Linked DNA regions of Mus musculus: all the other regions are linked to region 1. A link is a loop called in an ENCODE intact Hi-C map of the cell type or tissue named here. Cell type or tissue: heart. All regions are shown on one strand.

Region 1 (8,000 bases):
CTACACAAACGATGAGCTTCTTCAATACCAAAGCAGGTATCGTTGTCACCAGCATCACATTTGCTGGCCTGGCGTTGACGTAGCCACTCCACCATTAGTGGGACCTTGGGACACATCAGCTTCTGACTCTTCTCTAGTAGGATTGAGATTATTTGTGTAAGAAGCAAATAACGTGTAAAGTACCATATGCAAATTAACACCTTGTTGTGTATTTGTAACAACGCCATGTAACCATTGCATTTCCTTGGCTCTCAGGTGACCCATTTTCTATTTAAGATTGAAACTACTGGGGAGAAAGGATCCATAAGTCACAGATTTAGTGACAAGCAGAAACTCTTGACCTAGTACACAGAAAAGAGATTTACTAAAGGCTAGTTGAAAAGTCATAAAATGACCACGGAGAGTGCTAAAGGTTTTGCCTCCAGGAATAAGCCTTAAGCACACTGCAGAGATGCCTGGTGGAGACTGAACAGACAGGCAAAGTCACCAGCTCTATGCTTGGACACAGGGTCTGGTGACAATCCCTAATGTCCCTGTCCTGGTACTGTAGGAATGTGTACCCCATGAGCATCATTGCCAGAATAGGTTTCATGGAACCCCTTTATGATATCATAAACCTCCAAAAAAAAATCCTAATAGCTGTTTAAGGGAGTCTGATTAATGGAGTCCTGTGTCTGGGACTTAGCAAAAAGGGAAGCTGGAACATTTTTCATAGGTTAGATATGGCGAAGAGTCAGAGAATTCTCTGAGCTGGATTAAATGTGTAAACTAAAATATCTGGGGTTTTGGTTGGTTGGTTGGTTGGTTGGTTTTGTCTGGTGGAGATTTATTTATTTATTGTTAATTATACATTTTGTTGTTGATAAGGGTCTTACTCTGTAGTCCAACCTGACTTGGAACTCACTATGTAGCCCAGAATGGCATTAAACTCAGAGCAATACTCTTACCTCAACCACCTGAGTGCTGAAATTACAGGTTTGAGACTCCATACGTGATTCTGGTTTGTTTGTTTGCTTGGTTGGTTGGTTGGTTGGTTGATTTGGTTTGGTTTTTGTTATTGCCGTTTTTTTTTTTGTTTGTTTGTTTGTTTTTTTTGTGGGGGGGGCGGGTTGTTTGTTTGGGTTTTGTGTTGGTTTGGTTTGGGTATGGGCTTTCACTGTTTAACCTAAGCTGGCCTTAAACCCATCTTCTGCCTACCTCAGCATCTCTAGTGTTAAGATAATAGATGTGCATCCCCATGTTCAGCCTTGGGTGTCTAGATTTTTAAAGAATACAATTATCCCAATGTTTTCAAAAAGAAGTAAGGAAGCAAAAAATAAGTATAATCAGGAACACTACTGTTTACTAATTATTTCAGCAAGAAACCCACTGCCATCTTGTCTTCACCTCCAGTATCACCCTTCTCTGGTATATCTTACCCAGGACTGTCCCCTCCTCCCCGGTTTCAGCCTTTATCCTTTCTCACCTCAGCTGCTGACAGGGTCACCTACTGGTCTCCTCATCATAGCTCCTGGAACTGCCTGGTTCTTCCTTCTCTAGAACATGAGCATCTTAGGGGCATGAATGTGATTTCAGGGCTCCCTGAGTTACTCCCGTCAGGCTAGTGGCTATAGCTTAGAGCAATAACAGGACAGGAAGCAGCTTGCTTTGCTCCAGCTTCCCTTGTAGAGGTCAGAGGACAACCATCTTCTATTTCCTTTGAGGCAGAGTCTCTCTGTTGTTTTTCTGCCGTGGATGCTGGCCCATGAAGTTCCAGGGATTCTCCCATCTCGGCCTCCCATCTCCCCATAGCAGTACTGGGACTACAGGCATTTACAGTACACATCTACCTCTTACATGAAGTCAGGAGATTTGAACTTGGGGCCTCACACCTGCCCAGCAAGAACTTCTACCCACTAAGTCATACCCTTAGCCCTCAATTTTGTCTTTTAAACCCTGAAGTTTATGAAGTTCATAAATTTTAGCAGCTGTCACCAAACTGCAACTCTCTTCATAGTCAACCACAGATTTTTTCCAGACTGGAGGGAAACAAGTTATTTGAGTGATGTGGGGAATTAATTATCTGGTAGCCAAGAATGAAGTACACGATCAGGTTAAATGAATCTGTTCATTTTAGTTCATACCATTAAGCTTTTGCTATTCAAAAATAAAGATGGTACATTTTGTTGATAAAGGTAGGGAGGTTGTATATATTTTTGTGCATTTAAATTGCAAAAAAAGAATGACTACTTTTAAAATAGAATATAGATGATAAGACAAACAAATCTGTTACATAACTTTAAGGAATCTAGTAAATTTTAATACTAAAACATTTGTTATTTGCAAAAGAACAGGAGGAAGAGGAAAAGCAACCTAGCAACAAGAAACATGACACAAATAGATTTTTGTTTTTCTAAAACTGCTGCAAGAATTCTCTCGATGCCAGATAGATTGGAGGGCAAGGGCAGAGTGTTCACACCCTGGGAGAGGAATCACAAGGCCAGGAGACTAGCCTTGAAGAGCAGCTCACTGATTAGGGAGCTACACGGGCTGCGAAAGGCAAGGCAGGTGACAGACTGGTGTGGGAGGTGAGTGCCAGTAAGCTGATGGACCATAAGCATCACAGGTGGCCTCAGGATAGGCTTGCAGCTGGCCCTCAACTGTGCAACAGGGGATGACATGGCTGTCTCCTGCGGATAGAGTACAGGAAGAGACACAGGCAGGTGTTGGGGGGCCAGTAGCACAGATCTCTCAAGTCCTTCTGAGCTGGCAGTGACTCGATGGGACAGTGACATGGTGTTTGCACCTCTCCCACCCTTGTCAGCTTCTTGATGGACAGCCGCCCCTGAGCTCTATGCCAGCTGCAGCTAGATGTGTACAGAACACTCCCTTACTGGACTGATGGCTGGTGGCTTGTGACCTCCCACAGAGAGTGAGACTGCAGCAGCAGCTGGGGCTTCAGCCAGATAGGACACAAATGGGAAAAAAACAAACAAAAAAACAAACAAACAAACAAGCAGGTAGAAACACTGAGGGATCGTGGAACCGCCAGATGCTGTGTGACTCCAGGCAATTCTTGTCCCTCTCTGATTCGAGATTGGGTATCCACAACTTTGGTAGGGAGATGAAAAGGGGAGAAACTGAACTTCAGTAAGGGGCTTTAAGGATTTCAGAGGATGCATGCAGAAATTACTCTCAAATAATAGAATCTCGTGTTGGGGAAAAGAAACTAGTATTTATGGTTGAAAGAAGCAAAATTCTTCATCTTCCCTTGACTCCTTTCAAGGAGGACCTGGAAGTCGCATGTGTGTTTTTCTGGGCAAGTTTTCTTCGACTTGGATTGATTCAGAGTATCGTTAGAGTGGGTAGTGGCCCTCAGTGGGAGAATGTGCTGTACCTCAATAATGTCAAGGTTAATATTTCACAAGTCGGGTCAAAGTCATCTGAAATGGGTCAATGTCACGTTTTACTGGACTATGTGGCCTTCAGAGACAAACAGTTATTGTTCAGACATTTGCCTTTTTCCAGTGGTTTTTAACCTTCCTAATGCTGCAACCCTTTAATACAGTTCCTTTGGCATTGTGGTAAGCATCAACCAGGATCTCTGATGTGCAGGGTCTCTGATTGCAGGATCTCTGATTGCAGGATCTCTGATGTGCAGGGTCTCTGATTGCAGGATCTCTGATTGCAGGATCTCTGATGTGCAGGATCTCTGATTGCAGGATATCTGATGTGCAGGATCTCTGATGTGCAGGATCTCTGATATGCAGGGTCTCTGATGTGCAGGATCTCTGACTGCAGGATATCATCTGAGATGCGACCCCTCTGAGGGTCTCAACCCACAGGGTAAGAACCGCTGCTTTAGATACTCCCGGCAAACAGGAAGCCGAGCTCACCTCTACATTTCACACGAGGGAAATGCTGCTCTTCTTAAAGGGATGTGAGGAGCCTCACAGGAAGAGTCCAGTAAGATGGTAAGATGTAAACACCGCCTCCTGAACCAGAATATGAGAGTAAAGAGTCATGACCATATCCATGTGGGGTAAAGTCCAGCACTTTCCTGCCACAGTGGTGGGAAAGACAGCCCGGGCCCTGGGTGCCTTCCCAGACCAGATTGTCTCTGCTCCTTTTCTCTGAAATCCCTTTCTTGTAGGCCCCACACATGCATGTAAACACACTTGTACATGTGTGTCTGCATGTGTGTACTACACACATACAAACACACACACACACACACACACACACACACACGCCCTCTGTGCATTGATATCTAGCTTCCAACCCAAAACCTGAGTGTGAGCTTCCCTCAGGAAATAGGCCAATACAACACCTGTCCTGGTACTGCGTGTGCTGGCACAGGAAACCAGGCTGTCAGCTGCCCCGACCAGGAGGGCTCCCAAAATGATATAAAGACAGTTCTAAAGGCACACGACAGTGACTTGCCCTCAAAGACATCTAGGTTCTAGGGCTCCTTATGGCCTTCACAAAGACCACCCATACCTGAAGAGGACACATTTCCAGGAATTTCTGGAATACAGTTCTTGAGGAGCCCCATAGAAGAGGCGATATGCTATAAAGCGCTGGGCAAAGGGAGCAGAAAGCAGCTCTCTGGTGTTTAGATTGCCCCCCTCTGTGAGAGGTCTTAGGCCTCCTCTCCCGTGCCTTGCTGCCGCCTGCTGTTCCCGATGCTAGTCAAGATCCAGCCACTGAAGACACAAGTGTGTCTGGAAGGCTGAACGGTGACCGGCAGTAACCCAGCTGCACATGATGGTGGCCAGCTGCCAAGTGGCGGCCTCACAAGCCTCTTAGCCCAGCAGCTCTCCAGCAAGCACTGCTCCTACACTGTCCCGAGAGAACGACGAGTGCAGGACCTTTACACGCAACCGGCCTCTAATGCCCACCCAAATGACAAGCCAAGTCCAAATAAGACTTCCTAAAAGACTCCAGGTCTTAAGCCAGATGGCACATCTTAACTAGAGGAAACACGCAAAGCTTATTCACCTCCTGGCTAAAGCCTCCATCCAAACAATAGCTCAGGAAGGCTGTTTAGCGTGCGTGATATCATTTTGTCTGTTACCAAAACCCACGGGAGAGTTCTGCCTACTCACACCCTGGGCACGCTGCTCAGCGTCTCTGCCTTCAGGATCTCCTTCTAAAGTGAACAAAAGCAGTAGACCTGTGTCACTTTCTAGCCGGGTGTCCTTGAACAATCTATTTAATTGCCTTCAATTTTCTCATTCATCAAGCAAGGTTAAGCATAGACCAACCTCATGGGACAGGTAGAAAAATTACGTGAGTTAATTCACGTCAAAGCACTTAGAGCAATGTCTGGCTTCCAGAAAGCAGAGGAGATGCCAGAAATGATAACTACTTCCACTGTTTCTAGTAATCTTGCAATTGTTAAGAGGATTAATGCAACAACAGCTGCCATTTTTTTTATTGCATATTGACCACAGTGTTCTCATGATGGGCTCAGTCTTTCACAGGAAGTACCTCACAGATAATATTAAGTACACATGAGTTACTGTCTAGCACATAGATAGCCACTATCATTCTTTCTCCCTCTCTTCCCCTTTCTACAGAACAGAAAACAACTCAAAGGCCCAGTGGCTCACTCAAGGCCATAGTGTTACAGGGTAAGGAGCACTTACATTTGAATCCTGGTGTTCTAGAGAACAGATTGCTCTGATACTGCAACCTTGCATTCTCTCTCTCTCTCTCTCTCTCTCTCTCTCTCTCTCTCTCTCTCTCAGCCTCCTCCTTCTGCCTGGCCCTGAGCATCTGGACCACAACAAACTGGCTTCCCTTCAAAGAATTTTCCAGGGACGCATCTGCTGCTCAGTTGCAATACCCCTGGGTCATCTGCCTGTAGCTGTTTTCAGTCTGTGCTGTGAAGGACTGAGCTTGCCTCCTTTTGGCCTTTCCCCGTCAGGATCCAGAAAGTCAGCTCCAGTAGAGATGGGTATAAGGGAACGGGGTTGGAGAGTCCACCCCCAGGAATAAACTAACCTTATATCCACGTGTGCCTTCTTCAGGAGCGATGAGCCTAGATGCTGGTTGCTCTCAGCTGGCCCCAGCTCCCGCCTTATCCTTACACCTGAATATCACTGTGCTGAGATTTTATGATGGGGTTTCCCCAGAATAGATCTGCAAATCCTTTCTGAGATGAGAAGATTCCGACTACAACTACAGCAGCCAGCTGAGGGGTGGCACAGGCCGAGCCTGCATGCTAGCTGTCAAAGAGTGAAGACAGGTAGTTTGAGCTGTGCGCAGTGACTTCCCTCTAGGGCACAGTTTCCTCCTCTGTAATGGTGAAATGTCAAGACTCATCTATCAGGGTCACTCTAGGGACCCAATGAGAGAACTGGTGTCTTAGTGCTGGGCCTACACGCAGGCACGAAAGCAGGAGAAGTGCCGGGTAGGCTCCAGCTCAAGTCCTAGAGCTGAGAACAGCCACATGACACGGAGCAATGTGAGAATCCAGGGACAAGAATAAGCCTTAGGTTGTCACTAAAGAATAGAAACATTTACCTAGTGCAGGTGGCACCAACTCAGAGGACATTTTTACAACGTCCTTACAACCCTCACTTACCACAGAAGACAGAGAAGCTGTGTGACAGCGCTGTAAGAGAGGCGTGGGAAGGTGTGAGCAAGGAGATGACAAGGACGAAATGAAGATGTCTGAACGTCCTGTGTCCAATGTTCATGGTGAAAGCTCATTCTTGTCGCAGCTGAGAAGGTTCCGGAGCAGTGACAGGCAAGTACCATCACAGGAGACAATGGGTACGTGTTCAGAATGTATACAAACTGTCTGCTAAACACGGACGTTATTAAAAGCCACTTAAACGTAGCTAGATTATATTAAAGTTCACCACTTCCTAAATATTTTAAAATTATTTTTACTTTATACTTATGAGTGTGTGAGCGTATGTGCTTCATGTGTGTGTGTGTGTGTGTGTGTGTGTGTGTGTATGTGTATGTGTGCAGTTGTCCACAGAGGGCCACAAGAAGGCATGGGATGCCCCTTTAACCACCGAGCTATCACTCCAGCCACCAGAGTGAGTCTTAATTCTTTCTGTCTATTTTGCTACCACTCGTACTTTTGAAGTTCCTTACACCTGTTCTATCAGCGTGATGGAGGTGTAGCCCCAGGGTGTGCTGCTGTGTTACAAGTCCACACTGGGTGCTATCACATCTGTAGAGTGTTTCTACCCTGTAATGGGAAAGCCTACAGTTCCTCATCTCCCCCTTGCCCTAGAAAGCTGCTTATTAAGTATTTACAAGAGCAGTGCTGACAAAGCCCCCACCCACACCCACACACACTGTAACAATGCTTCCAAAGGAGTTATACAAAGCATCAGGTTGTGCTGCTGAACCCCAAGACTGTATTCCCCGTGTTGCCCAAATTTCCCCACACAACTTTGCAGTGAGACTGCTTTGGAGCATCTCATGAGGGCTCAGGTCCCGAGCAGTGTTGAAAGAGCCCATGTCTATAGTGACTCGGGGAGTGCTGGGGTTGCATGGAGCGTGTTGCTGGAGGAAAATAACCAGGAAGAAACTAAAAACAGAATAAAAACTTCACAGTGCCCACCAAACGATTCTGTTCAACTAGTAGTTATTCCAAATGCATTATCGCAGTCAAAGCACTGGACAGAGGGAGAAGGAAGAACACACACAGTTTTATCTAGACATTTACAGCATGGGCCAGAGCTACAAGCTCTCCCCCTCATGTTGAGAGCAGCACTCACTAAGCTGGCAATTTCAATTGTGACTTCCCCAGGACCCCAACCCCTCTTCCTTTATTTTTCACAACTCTTGTCACCTTGTAACATGTATTATATAAATTATTAAATTCTATAAAATTATAATATAATTGACTTATTTTCCACAATTACTTATTGACTATTTTCCTTCTCCAGAGTGTAGTCTATGGGAGCAAAGTGTAAGATTTGTTTATTTCACTATCTAGAACAGTTCCTCTTACTCAATTATTTATGATATTTTTAAAGGAATTCTATCCA
Region 2 (8,000 bases), 100 kb before region 1:
TGACTGCTCTTCCAAAGGTCCTGAGTTCAAATCCCAGTAACTACATGGTAGGTCACAATCAACTGTAATAAAATCTGATTCCCTCTTCTGGGCTGTCTGAAGACAGCTACAGTGTACTTACATATAATAATAAATTTTAAAAATCTTCAAAAAAAAAACCCCCACAAATGTGATGTTCCCCACAGTCAACGATAATCCTAGACAAGCTGCTTTTGGGCCATTCGTGTTTGACAGAGTATGGTGTAGCTTAAGACCTGCCTGCAGAAACCATTTCATGTCTGAGACGTTCACTCGGACTTTATGCCACCTGGCCCCATAATCTGTAGCAAACTACTCTGAGGTCACACACTATTCACAATTAATTAGCTGAGGCAAGAGGATCACACTCATTTAAAACCAAGTTTTGGCTTTGTTTTTAAATGAGAACTGAGCAAATGTTACTGCCTGGGTTTTGTTGTTGTTGTTTGTTTGTTTGCACCGAGTTGCAGCCAAGGTCTCTTCCAGAAGAGAATTTGACCGACTACCCCAGAGCAAATATGGGAATATGATACAGATCATAAGTTTCCAGTAAAAATGACAGCAAATGAATACACGGCAAATTCCCTTTCACGGCATCTGAAATTGTACCACTGTCTCCCCTAATCTGGACAGTTAGAGACTTTGGGAAGTGAATTCAAATCTCAAATCAGCCTCTTGGAAAATGGAGAGCCAAGGACCAGATAGCCTCCCGCCTTCTTAACCTGTAGTTACAATAAACAAGTTTGGCTTGAAGATAAACTCAGCGTCTGAGTAACACCGGGAACAGCACCAGGTAAGCGTCTATTAAGACACAAACACGTCTATAATTGGTATTCCAGGTGCTTTCTCTTCCGTGTGTAAAGCTGTCTCCAATATTTTTAAAGCGGACCTTCTCCCAATGCAAGTAAATCAACAAGTATTACGACCAATCTTTTAAAATTTAATGCCAGAATAATTGACCATAGTTACATTATAATTTCATTATTTATTTAACATCCAGACCATATATAAAAATATATTTATACTTGAATGTTTTAAGAACGGCCAAAGCTATACACATATATATTTTCTAAAAATCCAGGAAGTCCCTAATTTAAGAGTTTAAAGAAGTGTCCATTTAACTATCTTAGAAACTAAAAAGTATATTTTTTTTAAAAAAGCAAAGATCTATTTTCAGTCACTACATATGCAGCCCACATAAGGACACTGATTTATGAGAGGAAAAAAACGATGCCTAAAGAAAAAAAAATACTAAAAGTCCCAGCTCCTCTCCACATAGGTAAGGTAGCACATAGCTGAGTTGCTAAGTATCATTCTTTTTTTTTTTTTAAATAGTGTTTGCATTGGGGTTTCCATGAAGAGAGGTAGAAAACCAATCAGCCCCAGTCACCCTTTCCAATTCCAGACTAATTCACGGTCTCCCATCAACCACGCACACATTCCAAATCAAGATGCATCCAAGGGCCACAACAGGCCTGCCTTTGGGTGCTAATAAAAAATACTTTAGGGGGCTGGATTTAAAATACTCATCTTCGGGAAGACACCCGTCACAAATACCCAAGTCACCACCAGTGACCCCTCCAGAACCCCAGTGACTTTCACAAGGAGACCCATGACTTATTCTATGGTAGCAATTTTTGCTCCAAAATGGTACTATGAGCATTATGTTGCTGAAAATTTCCTTCCCTCAACCCTCAGATTCAACTTGTTACCACATAGATAATAATCAATTCTGTGCATCACACCTTTCTTTAAAAAAAAAAAAGCCCTATTTTAATGACTTGTGATAGCGCTGAGGAAAAGACATGCTTACAATAGAAACTGTAATTTATCTTTATTATTTATATATTGATATACTATCCACTCAAATATTCTCTATGCTTGTCTATACCTCCTTTGATGTGGGGGAAGTGTTTTTCAACAATGGGAACAGCAATACGTTGTCCTTATGTGTGCATTAGAATATTAAAAATGGGCTGAAAGAAAAGTGGTGATGATAAACAACTCCTTTTTAATTGGCATTTATGTCTTGTAGAGTATCAATACTTGGGTCAGGGTTCCGAATTATGACTAAGAGGTAAGGGTGTGCTTTCGAGCCTGCAGGCATGTGTCAGGTGTGTGCTGTGGGAGGTGAGGGCTGAGCCACAGAAAGAAAGTGGTGTACCAATTCTCTTCAAGGAAGGTTTGTGCTGTTTTGTTTTGCTTTGCTTCTGTGGTTGGTGGTGCTAGAACCCAAGGTCTTGTACAAGGTAGACTCTACCGGGGGCCTACATCTTAAGCCAGAAGTGTTCCTTTTGTTTATCTGTCCTTTATTGTACATTTATTCTGCCCACTTCCTTGGAAGGATGTCGAAGTAAATTCTTGTTTTGTTTTGGAATGGTGATACCATTGCAGCAAATGGGGCAAACTAATTATTTCTAGTGACACTTAGTTTTCCCAAACAAACACACAAAGTCAAAAAAAAAAAAAAAAGCAAACAGTTTAATAAGTATTTCTCTCTTTTCCAGAGGTAAGTGCAGAAACCAAAACAGGCACCTATCCACAAGGTTGTCATCAGCCAACATCCCCAAGAACCTCATTGAGCAACGGTCTGGGAGTCAGGAAACAAACAAACAAACAAAAAACAAAAACAAAAAAGAAAAAAACAACAACATGAAAACATAGACTGGCTTTCTTGGCCTCGGGTTTCCTCCCAGTTTGGAAACACCAGTTTTGACCAGATTCACAGTGAAGCAAAAGGACTAGAGACTCTCACTCCGCACCAGGCCATACCTAGGCTACCCGGCCAGGAGGCGCTGCGGGCCAGTCTCCAGGGGCCACCCGCAGGCCGCCCAGCCCCCACCCCCTGGCGGCGGAGCCCGGCCCAGCACCCGAGCTGCGAGTTCTGTGCTGCCCGATGGGGTTACTTGCGGTCATTCGGCTGCACAACCTAGCCCCAGCTTCCCAATCGGTGCTCAGCCCGAAGTCTCCCCAAGGGAAGACTAGCAAAAAGCAGTAAGATGAGGGTGGATTGGGCACCCCAGTTTCGGGTTTCTGCAGACTCTCTTAAGTTTTCTGTCTTTAGAAGGAACAAAAGTGGTCTCCCACTTTGCGCCAGGGACTGCAGCCCTCCAGAGCGCAGGAAGCCTGTGGGCAGGACCCCGGAGTCGAACAAAGCCCAGAGAACTCAAGCAGCAGTAACATAAAAGACCCCGTTTAGGACACTTCCTACTAGAGTTCTTTGGAAACAAGGACATGCAGTCCCAGTCCCGGGAAGAGAACCTCCAAGTCAGAGGCCAACACAAACCAGTTAAATAATGGAGTGAGGACTCAGATGTGACACTTGTGGGCGACGGCCTACCCCGCGCCAGACAAAAGGAGACCCTTTGTAGAGGATTCCCTTCTCCCTACCCCACTGGCTGTACCCCGAGGACGTCCGGGAACCTTGGCTCACACTGCGCCCAAGAGGCGAGTCTCCGACGCCGGAGATGCTCTCGCTGGTCTCCGATTCCGGGAGACCCGAGTGCGGCAGTTCTGAGTCCCAGGGTCGACAGGGCCCGTCCCAGAACATTCTTTCCCTGTTTATGCCTCCCCTGTACTATTTGCATCCCCAGAAGTAAGGTACATGGGAGTTCGAGTCCCCCCAGTGTCCCCAAAACGGAGAGCTTCCCAACGCTTCCTTGGCCCCGAAACAAAATGCCCAAGTCACTGAAGAACCTCTTACCTGTTTTCCACTTTGCTGTTTGAGTCTGTTTTCCCTACCCCTGCACAAACCCTTCCAGAAAGGGGAAGAAAAAAGTGGGGGGAAACAGGGAGCAGAGCAGCTCCCCAAGCCGGCTGTGGTTGCGCGGGTCCCGCGGCGCCCCCTGCCCAGCTTTGCGCTGCGCCGCGGAGAGAAGTGGGCTCTGCCGGTCCCGGCCCGCTCGCTCGCCCTCGGAATTACTGGTTTTTGCCGCGACTAGTTCCTTTTATAGATTCGGCTGTGCCGAGCGCCGGGGTTACTACCGGTCAAACGCTGTTCTCTCCCTCTTTCCCCCGCCCCCTTCCCGGCCTCTGTTTATGTAGTTCAGTCACTCAGCAGAAAGCACGTGGAGACATGGCCCGCCCCTTAAACCGGCGACAGTGCGCCGCCGCAGCGGGCACTGGGGGCGCATGGTGAGAGCTTTGTGGGGCCCGCTTTCTGTAGCCCTGGCCCTGACCTGCTAGCCTTCGGGAAACGGGAAACTCCGGACTTGCGCTGAGCCAGGGACTCCACATTCCCGGCAGAGGAGGAAAGGGGAAAAGCTCGTTCTCTAAACTCCTCTTTCTGCAATTGTTTGGGGTTTTGTGGGTGTTGCTTTTTGAGTTTTGTTTGTTTTGTTTGTGTGTGTATGCCCTCTTCCTCTCTCCCTCCCGCTCTCCCTTACTCCCACTCTCCCCCCTCTCCTTTTGTTAGTTTGCTCAGCCCCCAACTTGGGAAGGAAAACTCCCCACCCCACCCCACCCCCAGATGCCAACCATTTTCGGTCTCTTCCTTTTCTTCCTTTAAAAGTCCTAGATTGGGGGAAGGGATGTGGAATGGACAGTGAATATCAGCCTATTTTGGTGTCTGCCTCAAACCTTTACATTGATTTTGAAGAGAAGATCTCTACCTTCCAGGGACCTAGTCTGCACCTTCTACACACACACACACACACACACACACACACACACACACACACACACACCTTCCAGGGACCTAGTCTGCACCTTCTACACACACACACACACACACACACACACACTCCACTAGTAATAGGTACCTATAAGCCACAAGGGGCAGCTGTGGTCACAAGAGTGGGTTTTGATGATGTCAAACGACCAAAGTTAGATAAAGTTTTTCTGCCTCTATTTTATTTGTTTTAATTGAGACAGAGTCTCATGTAGTCTGCTCATAAACTCAATAACCTTGAATTCCTAATCCTCTTGCCTCCCAAGGCCTAAAATTACAGGAACAGAGTACCACACCCACATTTGTACAGTGCGGAGAGATGGAACCCAGCCTCTTGCATAGCAGGCAAGCATTCAGCCAGCTGAGAGCTACATCCTTGGCCCTTGCTTCCTGTCTCTCAAGAGAGAACGTTCTCTCTGCCTCAGAGTTTTCTGAAAATGAATTTCGTTGGAACTTTTGAAGTCCTCGGAAGAAGAGTGCCAACACCAGAATCCTACTGACTGAACATCAGTGCCAATCTCTAGTGACATCCATACCCTATAAACCATTTCCTATGCCAGACTTTTAAAAGTCCAGCACTGGCAAAGAATTTAAAATAATATGTGTGACCATCTGTGTACAAAGGAAAACGCCTAAGGGGAAAGGATCGTTCTTTGCATGATTTTAGGAGATTAAGTCTTTATGCAGCTTCCCTCATTTCCCCCATATCTCCTAGCACCTAAAATACACACACACACACACACACACACACACATTCTTTTTGTACTTTGAAGAATTTGGTTCCCAAGAGTACTCCTACTAAATTCTGTTCCCAGCATCCACTTGCTGCTTTACAACCATCTGTAACTCCAGTTACAGGAGAGCTGACACAGTCTTCTGGCCTCCATAAGCACCAGGTGTGTACGTGGTGCACACATGTGCACATAAGTAAAACACTCATGTACATAAATAAATCTCTCTCTTTTTTACCCTAAAAATAAAAGCTAACTTCTTGGGTTTCTCTAAAAGAGCGTAGGTGACATGTAAGTGCTACCCAAATCAGGTAGTTAGGAGGCAGAGAAAGAAGAAAGGGTGGGAAGAAAGAAGCCCCGGGCAGAGCATCCTGGAATCCTCACTATATGAAGGCAATGACCCTGAAATCCAACTTGCAGTGTTTAACTAGGAAGCCCTGTAGGGTTAGGAATCTGCCCCTATTCAACTCTCACTGCAATAAATGCACAAATACACTGCAGTGTTGGCAGTATGTGTATGCATGTTGTAAATCTCTACCCTTCGACACCTACAGAGGCCAAATGCTTCATCCAGGTTACACCTGTTGACACCAAGTGACATGACCTGCCATCAGGACAGCACCTCATGACACAACTACTGGATTTCAACAGTTAGAACTTAGATGATATCACACTTAAGAAAGAAAGAAATTTCAAAGCAGGAATTTCTCCATCCTTTGAGTACCCCTGGTTAGTTTGTTCCTGAGCATGCTCCAGAGAGCTTTCCCTTCCATGTCTTCTGATGTATAACACCTTCACCCAAACCCCCAACCTTGTCCTAGGAAGCCCTTTCTACCTGAGTGGAAAGGCCTATCTTTGTTACTGTTGCTCTGAAGTAGTGGATTCCATAAACATACCCTGGGTTGCTTGAGGTTCTATTCTGAGCTGACCCTGGGATCTTCTAATTACAGACTTGACCTTCAGGCAACTATGGCTCTACTGACCTTGCTAGAGAGGTCATAGAGATACAAGAAGCTCAATTTTATCATCCCATGAAGGCTTTTAAATCAAGATTCCCTGAAAGTCAGTGTTTAGAGGATAGTTTAAATGCATATCTAGGAGCCAGTCTACAGTCTACAAACACCTTCCTTAAAAGAGAGAAGTTTTTGTTGTTGGTTTTTTTTTTTAACAAAAGATATTCACTACACGTGTTTCTTGCCCGAGATACCTACTATTTGGCCCCCTGCAGCTGAAAAAAATAGGACACTACAGAAAGGCAATGAAAATTTTCTAAAAAAAAAAATAAACAAAATGATTTTTCAAAATAAATTTGTAGTGATTGAGAAAACCTACTAGCAGCTGGAGAGATGGCTCAGCTGTTAACGGCTAGGCTCACAACCAAATCATAAAAAAACCTACTGCTTAGAACATTAGAGAATGAGATATAACTCAAAAATTCAAAAAGAAGACTAGAGAGAGATCTCAATCGATAAAGGAGTTACCATGCAAGCATGAAATCCTGAGTTTACATCCCCAGAACCCATGTGAAAAGCCAGGTGTAGTATACCAGCAATCCCAGCATCTAAGAGCTAGAGATAGGAGATGAATGGAGTCAGCTCGCCAGCCAGTCTAGCAGCATCAATGAGAGACTGTGACGTAATAAATAAGTAAATAATAAGTAAATAAATAAAGCGAAGAGAAATTGAAGACTCCTGATGTTGATCGCTAGCTTTGAAATGTACATACACACACATACACATTCACACACACACAGGCACACATACATACATGCATGCACACCTGTACACACACACACACGCACACGCACAGGCACATGCTCATGAGCACATACAGGCACACATCTCCCTCCCCTAATTGGTAAATCACCTTTAATGAAGAGAGATGAAAAGACTTACAGTTCAAGTTTTAATCAGCTTAATTCCGTACCCAGGGGGAAAAATCCTCAAGCTATCAGTGATCAAATGAGAAAATTCAGTGTGCCACCCTTTATAGGTGGAACAGGCTCTAAACCACGTAGACTCTGAATGCAGTGTGATTTCTTTTGAGTGGACCAATGTGATTCTTTCTGTACTATTGTAAATTGTATTAACACCCAAGCGAGGTACAACACTGTTTCTATCCTGGCCTTGAGAAACATATATTTGCAGGTTTTTGTTATGGTCAACCAGTTATTCCAATTTGTAAGTAGATATATTCTGAGCATCAGGCAGAAAGTGAGATATACTGTTCCTTAAAGCTACAGGTCCAATCTGCCTCCTCCAAATTACCCTTTCTTTAACATTACAAGACATTACAGGAAAGTTTCAATTGTCTCTTTCTTGTTTTTCATTAAACTCTCTACTAAATGCCCAGGCTGTTCTGTCCAAATTCTCTCTCTCTCACTCTCTCTCTCTCTCTCTCTCTCTCTCTCTCTCTCTCTCTCTCTCTCACACACACACACACACACACACACACTCAGCAATTGGCATCCATAGGGCTAATCTGAAATTGTCAGTGTTAAGAAGATTTATATTTATATTATTAGAAATAATAAATCAGAGTTTGCTCACTTGATTTTCCTTTTTTATTTGTAGCTTTGACTT
Region 3 (8,000 bases), 150 kb before region 1:
GGATAGCTGGCTGGCTGGACAGATGGCTGGGTAGGTGGATGGATGGATGGATGGATGGCTAGATGGATGAATGATGGATGGATGGATGGATGGGTAGATGGATGGATGGGTGGATGGATGGATGGATGGGTAGATAGATGGGTGGGTGGGTGGATGGATGGATGGATGGATGCACAGATGGATGATGGATAGATGAATACAAATGCATGAATGTAAAATGAGCTGATATGACCTGAGAAATGACCAATTTTGAAGAGGTAAATTCATCTGGCAGTAGGAAGGGGACAGACCAATCAGGACACGAATGTGAAGCAGACTGGGTCAAGATGGCTACGGTATCCCTAAGCCGCCTACTTGGTTTCATGCCCCAAGTGACAAGCCGCATCAGGTAAACAACAGCTGGAAGCACAGCAGGAATAAAGCAGAGGGAAGCTGAGTTAATGAGATGATGACACAGAGCTTGATGCAGTGGTCCACACTTGTAACCCCAGCTATTCGGGAGGCTGAAACAGGAGGATCACAAAGTCAAGGTCTCCTTGGTCCACAATATGAGTTCCAGGCAACGTAGTGAGAGAAAGGCTGTGGGTATGTCTCAGTGGTTTGTGAACTTACCCAGCAGGCATGAAGTTCTGAGTTCCATTCCCAGTACCAGAAAGAAAAAGTAAATAAGTAAGAAAACAAACCCAAAGGAAATGACAAGAGCATCCACCTTTCTGGACCTACTGTGAGCCTTACATGAGAAAGGTACATGCCAGCCATGGGAATTCCCGTGCCGAGTTACATGCTCCATACAGATCTTCTAATCTGATCATGTCCAAGGACAGCTTCTCTCATCAGCTGAGCTGCTGTGTTCAAAATAGATAGTAAGAGAGAGGTGACTTTGACAAGAACACTGAGATGCCAAACTCGTGGCCCCATAAGATGTGTCTGAGTGTGCACATGTGTGGGCACATATATTTATGAATGTATTATAGATTTGTCTGAGTGAGATAAAACTATTTTGCTTTTATTTTTCTACCTGCTACAAGGTAAAGGAAAGGTCAAAGCTCACTCAAGTGCCTATTCAGAACTTCATGAAAAAAATTAATAAAAGCCAGGCCTAGTAGCACAGGCCTGTTATATCCCAGCTATCTGGGGCTCTGAGGCAGGAGGATTACAGTACAAAGCCAGCTTCAGCAACTCAACAACTCATCTCACCAAAATATGTGGGTGGGGAGACAGGTAGGGATATAGGTCAAGGGTAGAGTGTTTTTCTAACATGTAGAAGCCCCAGGTTCAATCCCCAGTACTGCAAAAAAGAAAGAGAGAGAGGAGAAAGGAATATGGAGACACAGGGAAAAATAAAAATAAATAAACCTAAAATTTTATAGAGCATCAATGAAAGGATCATATCTTCTGGAAACTGTGAGACTAGACACAAGTAGATGACCAGTAACAGACAAGTTATTCTAGGTAAGACAAAGAACGCTTCGTGGGAAAGACAGTCACTCAGTTAACCCTAACCAAATGAATTGACGGGGACCTGGTTTTTATTATCTGTGGAATGTGTGGTTGGGGAAAAAGTTCTCTGAAAAACTCTTTTCCATGTTTCTGAGAGGAACACAGATCCAATTGATCCAGCACCAGAGACTCTTATCAGAGAGGCTGAACTCAAACACTTCCTGCCTGTGTGACCATGAACCTCACTTGGCCCCTTTCTTTGTTCTCTCTTAACCTCAGTTTCTTAGACATCAAATGGAGTTGGGGCCAACAAGAAGGTTTAGCAAGAACAGTACCTGCCACCAAGCCTGGCACCCCAATCTCAGTCCATGAGACACACGTGGGATGACTTCCACAAGCTGTCCTGTCCCTTCACACCCAGCCCACCTCACACACATACAAAATAAAGTGTAATAATGTTTTTAAAAGAATATGGAAATAGTAACATTCATAAGTTGATGTAGAATGCAATGATTAAGAGTATGAACAAGAGACTGGAGCTAGGAAGATGGCTCACTCAATAAAACACCTACTGGGCAAGCGCAAGGAACTGAGTATTCACCCCCAACATCAAGGTCAAAAGTCATGAACCATCCATGCCCTCAGTGCTGGGGAGATGGACAAAGGCTCAAGGCTTGCTGGCCAGTTGGTGTATCCAAATCAGTGAGCTCCTTGTTCAGTGAGAGATCCTAAATTCAATACTGATGTCTGCCCTCTAAAACGAGTACACACAATACACACACACAGACACATACACACACACACACACACACACACACACCACTCACTCACTGAAGACCCAGAGCTGGTTAGTTGGGAGTGTTTACATGAGAAGGTGTGGTCCCAGTTAGAATGTGAACATCAGGGAAGCCAGAAAGCTGTAGTCAACAAAGGGCCAAAGGAGTTCTCTCATTGCTGGACGAAAGTATCTGATCTGCGGAGCCCAGCTTCCTGATTGGCCGGAGAGGCAGCCAGCCGCCTGCCATGTCCCTGGAGCTTTGGGCACAGTGAAGCAGGGCAAAGGGGAGGAGAGAGGGAAAACAAAATAAAAGGCTGGTGTCTAAAAAGAGCAAACAGATGAGATGCATCTGTGGGCTGGGACAGAGTGAGACACAATCCTGGGTTTCTTGCTATTCATCTGGGTCAAGTCACTACAGCCAAGCTAAGGAAACAGCACAGGCAGATAGAAGTTAGAGAGAAGCCTAACTCTGGGGGGGGGGGGGGGGGGGGTCTTCCTGGTCATGGAAGCGTTCGCTCTCCCACCTGCCTGCTGGAACCCAGGAGCAGAGGAGGAGGAAGAGGAGGAGGAAGGAGGAGGGCGAGGGAAACAACAGAGGAAGGCAGAGGAGGAAAACCCTGGCAGCAGCCACTGGGGTTACTCTCGGTCAGTGCCCTCTCTAAGCCCCAGCTTAAGTTTCAAGTTCTCTGCAGTCTTGTGCTCTATACAAAAGGAACCACAGCCATCAACAGCTTGAGACGTGGGTGGAGGAGAGAAATGGGGAAAAGGAGAAGCAGAGAAAGAAGCCTTGCCAGCAGCCCCAGCCTGCATACCCTTCTTAAATGGACCCCCTAGGCAGCAGCAGGGTGGAGTAGAGGTGGGGTTGAGGTCTCCTAGCCCTGGCTGGTCAAATGAGCAAAGACTTGGGGGTGGGGGGCTGGATGACAGTCTTGTGGTTCTATTTAGCCTATTTGATTAGTCTTATAAACAAGACTTTGGAATATTTTCAGCTACAAAGGGGCTGGAAATAATCACACCTGTTTATTAGTTGGTTGGTTACTTAGTTCCTTTCTGAGTCTCACGGCTTCCAATTCCTCATTCTCCTACTTCCACCTCCACAAGCTGCCATTATAAACACACCATCATGCCCAACTTCGGGTATCTGTTGCTTTGGTTCATTTTGTGGTGCTGGGCCTGTGAGATGTCTCCAGAAGACTTTGTGGGGTGCTCTGGAGAGAAGGAATAGTAGCTGGGTGGATATGCCCTGGGGAACCTGTGAGCGTGGACGAGGGTGAGCCAGACTGTGGGCACACATGCCTTGAGACCTCCATGGTGGTCACGGGGCCCCGGAGAATTTTCTTGCCCTGCAGTGAAGGCTTTCTCAACAGCACAGAAGAAGTGCTAATTGGAGTCTAATGAACCTGGGTCACATTTCCATTACAGAATGTTCTACTTCTGTGGACATTGGAAGTCACTTTTCAGGCCCTCCAAGTTTCTGGGTTCCGAAAGCACTAATAACACCAAGCATGGCTTACAGTGCACAAGAAAATATAAACTGGAGACTAAATATAGTCAAAATACATGCTGATAAAATCGTCATGGCAATTAGATGACCAGTTCCCAAGAGACCTGACTATTCGTGGCTATACACCCTGAACCGTTTGCTGCCAAAACCTCGTCTTTAGACCAACAGAAATTGTACAACTTTAGACACTGTATGCTGTTTAAATTATTTGGTGCATCAGTTAAATGTCTACTGTATCACAGTACCAGTGCTAAGGATAAAAGGGGAAAAAACCTAGTTAGTGCTTCCCAAAGGCAGGGACAAAAGGGGTATCGTATGACATAATCCCGGCCCTTGCTATCCAAGAGATTGTGGGCATCCAGTAAGAACAGAGCAGCCCTGTGTGCTATTGAGAATCAGTCACAATTGAGATGACAGCAGGAAGGAAACACCTTTCCCCAGATCCATGCTCTAAGGCAGCCACTGGCTGACAGGAGAAGAATGCTGGGAAACTGGAGGCCTCCCAGGAAATCAGTCATCAGAGAGAGTCCTCTCAGACGAGCTTACGATTTTTATGAAAGCGCTTTTTAAAAAGATTGAAGAGACACACACACACACATATACATAGATGAAAGCAAACACTCATAAAACAATATAAATCTTCTTTTTAAAGACCTTGAGGGGTGGGCTCATTCTTCTGTCTCTTCTACCAAGTTAAGAGTCAAAAGAGCCCTCCAGGAGACGGTAGCCCACAACAGAACTTGGACGTCTGGGATTCTTAGAAACCATTTCTATCAGGTAAAATTACTGAGCCTTGGGTATTTTCTTATGGAAGCTAGAATGGATTAAACAAATAAGCATGCCTTCCTAACAAGAGGGAAGCTGCTAGAACCCTCTGGGATGAGAGCTTGAGTCATCTAGCAAGAGTCTGGGTGGTAAGGAGGAGCCATTGAGGGCTGTGGCTCTCACTGGCCAGCAGGTGGGGCCTGAGACAGCAGGTTGGCTGAGATAGCTGGAGGAAAATGAGAGGGAATACTGAGGTGCTAACACTGGTCCAAATGAGTTCTGAACCTAAGGAGAAACAAAACTCAGGAAGCCCATATGAGGAAAAAACAAGAAGACAGCTGGTAAACAAACAAACCCCCCATACTTTGTAGAGAGCCTTTTGTGAACACCTGAGCGATGCAAAGCAAAGGGGATACTTGGAAGATGGAAGGAGAAAAGCAGGAAAGGGCAACAATAGGAAGAAACTAATTAGAAACAGGAAAAACTGAATCCAAGAGAAGGTGGCAGAGACAGGAGGCATGGGAGATGGGAGAGTTTAAGCCACCCGGTTCTAAGCTATGACTTTGTCTCTAACTGATTGAGACCAGACACAACAGGATGAAGGATTACAACCAGTTCCTGGGAACTTGGAAAACCCACGGAACAGGGGTTGGTGAGGCAGCTCAGGGGATATGGGGGGGGGGGGGGAACACAGGATTCCCTAGAGCATGCTTGGTAGCTAAATTAGCTAAACAGGTGAGTAGAGCCCTGACATCAACTTCTGGCCTCCTGAGAGAAAGACAGAGACAGAGACTGGGTCACAGAGACAGAGACACAGAGAGAGAGAGACACAGAGAGAAAGAGTCAGAGACACAAAGACAAACAGACAGAGAGAGAAAGGCAGGGACAGACAAACAGGGAACAAGAGAAGGAAAGGAAGATGACCGTGCAAGTGAGGGACTTAGGTGGGACTCTTTGCAGGCAGTTAGGGGAGACCTCTCGGTATGCATCCTGCACACATTGCCTCATTTCTTCTAATGTCTAAGATTAATAAACGTAGCAGGACGTGGTGGCACTTTGAGGCAGGAAACACGACTCATATTTGCAAAGCCTCAGGCACATTACACAGATCAATTTCCAGGATCTCTAAAACCAGCTTCCAAGAAAGGTATTGCTATTATTCTCATTTTTCCAACCCAGGAAAGATGTCAGAAGGGAGTATCTGGCTCAAGGTCACAAAACAAACCAAAGGCAAATGTCAACCCAGCAACTTTGATTTCAAAACTCTAGTTCTTTCCACTCTGTTAGCAACTAAGTGAATTGTGTTACTCTCCAGAATCAAAAGCTGGTGATGTCAACCATGCTTCCCCACAATGAAGTGAGGCAACGTGGGCATATGGTGTGGTGGAGAGATGTGGAACTTTGAGCCACACAGACCTGAACCTAAGTTACAACTCCATAGCACTGAGCAACAGATACAACCTTTTCAGACTCAGTTTTCTCATCAATAAAATGGGGATAGTACTGATCCACTAATGCTGCTTCAAAGAACCAAATTCAGTAGTCCACTAAAAATATAAAGTTCCACTCAAACACAGGCACATCAATGCTCACTGAAGCTCTGTTCGTAACAGCTAAGTTAGAGAACCAATCTAGGGGGTCCAACCACAGAGAAAGAGGAGAAATACTTTTCAGCCATAGAGAACAAAGCTATGGCTTTTTTGAGATAATACATATAGTCAGAGATAATCCTATTAATCAAATTAAGTTAGTCTCAGAAAGAGAGATACTCTATGCTTTTCTCTCACTTATGGGTCCTAGGTTTCATATAAATACATAGAACAGAAAATAGAAGCAAATTGTCTAGGAACACAGAAGGAATAATGCCAAAGGAGGGTTGAGCAGAGGAGAGGAGAGGGTATGTGAGGAGCATCTTTAACATGTAGAATAAACCTATGTAAGTATGGCCTTACATGACATGGGACCAAACATACAATGCATACATACCTATGTTTAGTATGTCCTTTATGGCATAGGACAATACAATGCACACCTATGAATGTACCCTTACATAACATAGGACCAAACATACAATACCTATTTATGTGAATACACCCTTATATGACACGGGACCAAACATACAGAGCATACCTATGTGAGCAAATCCTTATATGACATGAAACGATGTACAATGAATTTATACTATTGGGGGATATCTTTTAATGCAAAATGGCGTTGCTACCCTGTCCAACCTTGTCTGTAGACAGAGTCAATTGAACACTGTCTTTTGGGACTTCCGTGCAACTGAGGTGGGCGGGCTTGAAGCACAAAGCTTTCAGGGAGAACCAAACTCTATGCCCAAGCTGCTCTCTGCCACCCACAGGGTAAACGAATCTCATACAGGAAAGGCAGGAGACATGTGACACTGTTGTCTGGTGGTCACAAGTCAAGCTTTTTAAAAAGCAGCCTGATATTGTGAGCTAACATGGCTTTCTGTAATTGAATGCAATTGTATTTTCTATGCTTGTCTGGGTAAAGTTGACCTTTGGTTTGATTTAGCTCAAGCAATATTTCAACAGTGCACTGGGGCACTGCTTTGGCTAGAGCCAGGCCTCTGCCCTGGATGGCAACCAACAGCCCAGGCTCTGGGGCACAGCCGGGCTTTGACAGGTCTGGGGAAATGTTCAGGGAGATGAAAGGTTTCAAACTATAAAACTCTAAAATCTCAAGTCAAAACTTTTGACAAGCACACACAGGACATGAATTACAATCACCCGAAGATTTTTACAGGCTTCTCAATTTTAATGACATGCTGACACGCGTCATCAGATCTCACAACAAGATGACACATGGGTGTCAGGTATGAGGACAGAAGACTAGAGTTCGGGGCTGTAAACCCAACTTGAGCAACTGCTCTGATGAAACAAAGGGCAGAATTTCAGGCAAAAGGGAGAAGTAGCTGTGAGTCACGAGATGGTCTTTAGAGCTAGGCCTCCGGGAAAAGTCCCCTAGTGTCTGCTACGCAGGAAGCTTGGACGCGTAGCCTAAAAGGGAAGGAAAGCTGACAGAAGCTCTCTCATCCTCCTCACCCCAGCCTGTCTGTGTGTGGGGACCTCGTAGGTGTCAAGGGCAGCTCTCCCTAGGATGTAACAGCGACAAAGTATGAAAGACTGAAATTCTACTCTTGCCAGCCGTTGCCAATGGTGGTTTCTCAGGCAAGGTACTTAGCCTCTCTGAATTTCATGTGCACAAAGAGAAATGGCCTTCCTCCCGTAACTGCAAACACAGTGAAGGAAGGAAGAGATCTCACACTTCCTGTGTATCAGGTTGGTATGGGAAGGCCTTGTTCCTATTGGCTCATTTCCTTGAGGAGTCCCATCCCTGGGGAGGTGCTAGCATTGTCACCTCTTGAGGAAAGTGAGGCACAGGAATGTTACATGGTTAGGCATGGGTATAACTGACCAACTACAGAAGCCAGGCTTGAACCCAGCCATCCTGACTCTCACGTTCAGGGGATATTTAAAAGTTATTCAC

What was found. Peaks named below come from ENCODE experiments on the same cell type or tissue, not always from the same donor. Only the 100,000 strongest peaks of a DNase experiment are listed, where the experiment ranks them.
Region 2: it touches region 1 in a loop (3-fold over the local background); 7 of 42 quality-filtered maps call a loop at or near these places.
Region 3: a loop joins it to region 1, with 2.4 times the contacts of the local background. A loop is called at or near these places in 6 of 42 quality-filtered maps.

What each region holds. Positions count from the first base shown.
Region 1 is chr4:53,259,261-53,267,260 of GRCm38, forward strand. It overlaps Mexis (macrophage expressed LXRa(NR1H3)-dependent amplifier of Abca1 transcription lncRNA), which reads right to left. Exons shown (of 2, transcript NR_033139.1): 2 at 2,096-3,974. Among named protein-coding and RNA genes, the nearest start is that of Mexis, 7.0 kb to the right of the region's middle. In heart, a CTCF peak has its summit at 4,667 (motif pointing left); DNase peaks (open chromatin) are centred at 4,751 and 5,891; H3K27ac peaks cover 238 bases.
Region 2 is chr4:53,155,955-53,163,954 of GRCm38, forward strand. Abca1 (ATP-binding cassette, sub-family A (ABC1), member 1) reads right to left here and starts at 3,941. Exons shown (of 50, transcript NM_013454.3): 1 at 3,722-3,941. In heart, a CTCF peak has its summit at 4,141; DNase peaks (open chromatin) are centred at 2,877, 3,467 and 4,077; H3K4me3 peaks cover 1,967 bases; H3K27ac peaks cover 1,553 bases.
Region 3 is chr4:53,113,139-53,121,138 of GRCm38, forward strand. All of the region lies in intron 5 of Abca1 (ATP-binding cassette, sub-family A (ABC1), member 1), which reads right to left. Among named protein-coding and RNA genes, the nearest start is that of Abca1, 43 kb to the right of the region's middle. In heart, a CTCF peak has its summit at 4,672 (motif pointing right); DNase peaks (open chromatin) are centred at 2,463, 2,993, 4,133 and 7,393; H3K27ac peaks cover 472 bases.